Linked DNA regions of Homo sapiens: region 1 is linked to region 2. A link is a contact called in ENCODE Hi-C or POLR2A ChIA-PET data. All regions are on one chromosome and are shown on one strand. Each heading gives the region's core, a stretch centred on a gene start or an enhancer-like site at or near the end of the contact. The rest is flanking DNA. Distances are from core to core; before and after follow the strand shown.

Region 1 (2,700 bases), core at 85-2,584, 33 kb after region 2:
AAACAAACAAACAAACAAAAAAACAAAATTAGACTTGCTAAGCAATAGTAGCCACAAAAGAAAATATACGAAGGTCAAGCTATAATGGAAAACTAGTGAGGATTAGTGAGTGGAATAACCAAGTGTACCTCGGTATTCTCATTTTTCTACATCTTACCTTGATTGTAATTTAAAAAATAAATACAGAGATCAGAATGGGGTCGTTCAAGATTTCTTTTGGTAGATGTGTTTTGTGCTTAGTCAAGGTGAAAGGATGCCCAGGCACTGCCACTCAGAGGTCTCTGCCCTGTCCGGGGCATCTGGGGGGCACCTGGAAGAGGTCTCTTCCTCATAGCTCTGCCCACCCCACTGTGCAGGTGAGACCCAGAATGGACGCTGCTTTGAGGCAGCTGACCAGTGGGATCTGACCTGGAGCAGCTGGTGGTGGCCAGGGCTGAGAGCCAGGATGAGTGTGGAGGTGGTAGCACGCTGGAGAGTGAGCAGAGAGGGCAGCTTCGCTGGTAGACTGTGTGTGGGGCCCAGGCAGGGAGGAGCCAGGCTTCCTTTCCCTGTTCTTGGGACATCCTCTCTCCTGTTCTTTCTTCCTGCCCTTGAAGACCCTCCTGTTGCTTGGGTTATTTTTCTCTCCCGTGGTCTGACTCCAGGACTTCTCCAAGCCAGGAACTATGGTGACAGATAGACAGGCAGACAGGGTGAGAAAGGGGACCCTCTCTGCAGACCCTCAGGAACTTAGTGCCAGGGGAGGGGGCTCTGAAGTCAAGCTTCCTTGAAGTCAAAGAGAAAGTTATGTGTAAGACCCAGAATAACTTCTGATTCGAGGTAAACTTTTAGAATTTGAGAGGGAGACCTGGATTAGACTAAATATTGATAGGTGATGGTTTATTGTGCAATTGAAAAAAACACAAATTATCAGTTCTTTATCCAGTTTCCAGTGAGAATTACTTTTGTGAATAATCAATGCAAAATAAAACCAACACCAGCTCACATTTCACATGGTAAACTTTGAAAGAATCATATCTTGGGGATAAAAAAAGCAATCTGGCAAAAAAAAAATTAGACTTGGGCACAGGGGCAGGAGCAGAGACGAGCCCTCATGTCATTTCCAGATTGGTGTCAGGGAGTATCTGAATGTTTATCCTTTTAAAATGTTTCTAGGGGATGTCTCCAGGCCTTGTTGAGCTTAGTCTCCTGTAAAATTCACCTCCTACAAATTAAAAATAAAAGCCAAACAAAGAATTTTAACCTCAGCTGAAATAACAGCTCCAACAAACATTCTTGCACTGAGCACCATGTGCCCGGAATCCCTCAAGGGCACCTGGCCACTGGTCCTGCCAAATTCCCCACTTCCCTGCCCAGCCAGGCCCTGGGTGGCCCCACAGTTGGCCACTCCTAGAATAGGCTCCACAGGACTATGTGTATTTTTTGTATTTGTTAGTTTTTTTTTCTTATTCAATTCCTAAAATGGAAGATCTACAGGTGGATAGAACGCTCACTAAGTAAGTCCTCAGCTTCCAAAACCTAGAGGCACACTATTACCCTACACATTTAGTTAAGGGAAAATGGAAAGGAGAAAAGGAGGGAGGGAAGGAGGAGACAGAGGAAAGAAAGAAAAGCAAGGCAAGGCCTGGAAAGATTTGCAGAAGTAATGACAGCTTTTTTCTTTTTTTTTTGGAGACATAGTCTCACTGTGTCACCCAGGCTGGAGTACAGTGGCATGATCTCAACTCACTGCAACCTCCAGGTGCCAGAGATTCTCCTACCTCAGGATCCCGAGTAGCTGGGATTACAGGCACATTTTTATATTTTTAGTAGAGATGGGGTTTTGCCATGTTGGCCAAGCTGGTCTCGAACTCCTGACCTCAAGTGATCCGCCTGCCTGCACCTCCCAAAGTGTTGGGATCACAGGCGTGAGCCACCGCACCTGACCAGTAACGACAGCTTTTAATGGTGAAAAACAGAACAAGCTGAGAAGGCTACAGTGAGGACTGGAATGTTGGGCTCTGATGTGTGGCTTTGATGTGTATATGTTTGAGCTTCTCCCTTTTTTACATCCCTGGGGAAATTTTAACTTCATTCTGTTAAGCTTAAATGCTTTTATGAGAAGTATCCTAATTTAATAAAGTCTTATCTAGAAAACGTTTTATGAAAAATACCTAAGATGTAGAATAGGGAGTAGAATAGAATCTGGTGGGTAAAAGTGGGCTGTATACATAAGTTTAAAGAAAAGAAAAAGAGAAAAATGTATTTTCTGGAGCAAATTCAATTAAGCCAATTTAATTTCTTGATCTTCTTGATTATTTTTAATAGAATAATACTTAGCAATTTCCAGTTTTGCTGCTTATCTTCGTTGGGACCAAGTCTTTTCCACACACCATGAAATCATACCCTTTATGATGGGTTTTACCTTTTCTTTGTGGCCGCTATCTCTTTACAAGTCTAATTTTTGCCAGGACAATTTTTTTATTCTTAAGATGTGGTTCTCTAAAAGTTTATCATGTGAAATTTTGGTTGGTTTCATTTTGCATTGGTTATTCACAAAAGTAATGTTCATTGCATTGGATAAAGGACTGATTATTTGTTTTTATTTTTTATTGCAAAAAGAAAACATAAAGAAAAGGCATTTTCCATGGTATGGTTAAAATGTCAGGAAGCTTTGTTACATTAAAATAGTTGTTTAAAATGTGGGAAAGCCTACAGATA
Region 2 (2,700 bases), core at 45-2,544:
GGAGGAGCTACCATGGCTGTTTTCCTTTTTATCACCAGGCTAGTTGAGTGGTCAGGGCAAGAAATCCCGGCACCAACATGGACCCTCCAGGCCTGACAGGGGCAGATGCAGCTCATGGAGAGGCTCCTGAAGCCACATTTGGGGTCCCGGGCTCTTAACTGCTTCACTGCCCCCTTTGAGGTAAACTCTGTCACCTCTGTGGAAGACCTCTCCTGGCCCAAGCTCTTGGAGGCTCAAAAAGATTGGCAGGAACAATAGGTGGCCAGACGCCCTTCCAGCCACCCAAGTGCTGTGGGGAAACCAGGGCACACCCCAGGAGGCAGTGTCTACCTGGCTGGGCAGCAGGGGCATTGGCCACCACCCACCACGGAGCTCCCTGACTTGGGCTCCTAGGAGACTGAACAGGGTCTTCATCTCCCCCACCAAGGGGCAAAGTACTTTCAGGGCATCACCCATGTCATTCAATGATTTAACTTGAGCCGGGGAGGTGGCCCTGGGAAAGGTAATGAGGAAGAAGTGCTGCCTTCGAGGAACCAACTAATGATTCTTCCCAAGGTGAGCCTACAGCAGATTGAAGCATTGAGGTCATCTCCCTATTGCCTAGATGGGGAAACTGAGGCAGAGTTGGTCTAGAGCCCTGGCAACCTGATCCATGAACCCAGAGGTCTCCCTGTGAGGCTGTGAGGAGTTGGATGGACCCATGAGCCTTGACTGTAAACCCAGGTGGGCAGCTTTGTGGCTGATGGCAACAGATTGACAATGCCACCAATTCTCACCATACACTACACCATACTCTTGCACAGCATAGAAGCTTAGGATGTTTGCAGGGTTAAATCCTGCTTGCCATTAGGGCAGGCCAAATGTGGATCCCCCTGGCATACTCTCTATCTTGGGTGCTAGCCTGGCCCCAGGATGGCCCCACGCCACTTCATGATGCCTTGAAAATCTTGAGGGTACTCTCAGCAGGGCCACCCAAGCAGGAGCCCTGGCCCCAACTGGGATAAACCACCTCCCCCAGGTTTTAAGATGAGGCTGCCTGAGCCCAGGTCCTTGGGATGTCCAATGCCTACCAGCCCTCCCTGAGGCCCGTCTCCTGCTCTCAGCTCCCTGCCCCTGCCCCTCACTTCCTGGCCATGCCTCCCTGGCCCTCAGCCTCTGGCCCCAGCCACTGAGCACCCCTCCCTCACCTTCAAGGCACAGGTGGCCGAGGGCCTGCTGTCTTCTGCTTGGCATGGGTCTGGCAGGGAGTGGGAGACCCTGGCGTGCATCTGCCTCAGGAGCATCACGGCAGCTCTCCAGCTGGGTGGCAAGATCAGGAACTTATACTCTGACTCAGAGCTCCACCTTCCTGGCCACAGCTTGGCAGTAGCTGGGATTGCTCTGGGAGTGGTTTGAGTGGGTAGACAGATAGGGTGCATGGGCCTAGATCTCTTCATATCAAAGAAATCACAGGTCTTCAGGTCATAGAAATACAGGGACCCGCAGGGCTCTGGTCTTTGGGGTCAGCAGTCTGTAGCCCCCAGCCACTCAGAATGACCAGGCCTTCAAGGGCACAGTGGGTGGCAAGAAGAGGACACTGGACCCACATGACTGTAGGACTAGCCCGCCATAATTTGGGAAAGCTCTATCTCTTCAGCTTATAGAGGTCATGGCTCATAGATGCCCCTCTAGGAGGATGCGACCGTCGCTCCCAACTCCACTTCAGTTTCATGGCTTGGTACCCCAGGAGCTGTGGCCAGGGACCTTCATGGGGTCCCTGGCCACAACTCCCAAAGAGACCAGGGTCAGTGCTCCCAAAGCTAGAGGGTGAAGAAAGAAAATAATTGCCCAATACTTCGTGAGAAAGGGTCTGGGGCAACCATCCCCTGTCCTCCCTCCTGGGAGGCCAGGTGGAGAGAGGGCGTGTCCAGCCCCTGCCTGGTCTCAGGACAGCTTGGAGGATGCACCCGCCCCGCCCAGATGATTCCTATCTCTAGCCTGGTGGCTCACTGAGGGGCCTGACAAGGGCAGCTTTGCCTGTTCTGCTGCCTGACTCTGTACACTGGGAGTTTCCTGCCTGAGCTATTGCCTGGGGCCCCACAACCGGCTTTTCTGGACCATAGATAGAAGTGCTTTTTTGAAATTGAGGATGAGATCTGAACATGGGACAGACTGGGCCTGAATGCAGGGATGGAACCTGGTTGGAGGTACCTGTGGGAACTCTTCACGTGCCTGGCCTTCCAGAAAGTGGAGGGGCCTTAGCCTGCTGCTCTCCTGGCTTCCTTCCTTGCCCTGCCCTCCCCTCCTCTGCCAAGGATGGGGACTCAGCACCACATCCCTCAGTAAACTCCACAAATTCAATTTAGTTCATGTACCTAGTAAGCATCTGCTGTATACATCCTACTGAGAGAGGAAATCCTAAGCTTGAAGTTGCTGACAGTCTGGCTGGAGAGCCAGATGCATCCAACCCCTCAGAGGCTCAGGGATCCAAGTTTCCCTGTGGTGAGAGGGGGCATCTTAGAAGGATCGATAACAATCCTTCCTTCACATTTGTGAAGATCCATGGTTTACAGCAGTAGTCCCCATCCTTTTTTAGTGCCAGGGACTGGTTTCACCGAGGTTAATTTTTCCGCGGGTGGGCGGGAGATGGTTTTGGGATGATACAAGTGCCTTACATTTATTGTGCACTTTATTTCTATTATTATCATATTGTCATATATA

What was found. A loop is a pair of places that touch in the nucleus more often than their neighbours do. ChIA-PET counts read pairs that join two places held with the same protein, here RNA polymerase II (POLR2A). Pooled maps may share reads with other maps.
Region 1: a loop to region 2 is called in a map of heart right ventricle, with 2.8 times the contacts of the local background. The contact joins the enhancer-like site here to the promoter of PLA2G4E in region 2. A Hi-C loop is called at or near these places in 8 of 168 maps with a recorded cell type or tissue (Caco-2, cardiac septum, gastrocnemius medialis and 5 more), 2 of 37 single-sample maps with no recorded cell type and 9 of 50 pooled maps. POLR2A ChIA-PET finds 5 or more read pairs at or near these places in 6 of 52 experiments (Caco-2, H1, MCF 10A and 3 more).

Annotation. Positions count from the first base shown.
Region 1 is chr15:42,052,782-42,055,481 of GRCh38, forward strand. No RefSeq gene overlaps it. Among named protein-coding and RNA genes, the nearest start is that of PLA2G4E, 33 kb to the left of the region's middle. Within about 2 kb of position 1,335, at least 7 of the 41 ENCODE cell types and tissues checked have a DNase peak (open chromatin) inside an H3K27ac peak, as active enhancers do.
Region 2 is chr15:42,019,748-42,022,447 of GRCh38, forward strand. It overlaps PLA2G4E (phospholipase A2 group IVE), which reads right to left and starts at 1,295. Exons shown (of 20, transcript NM_001395548.1): 1 at 1,188-1,295. The coding sequence starts at 1,283.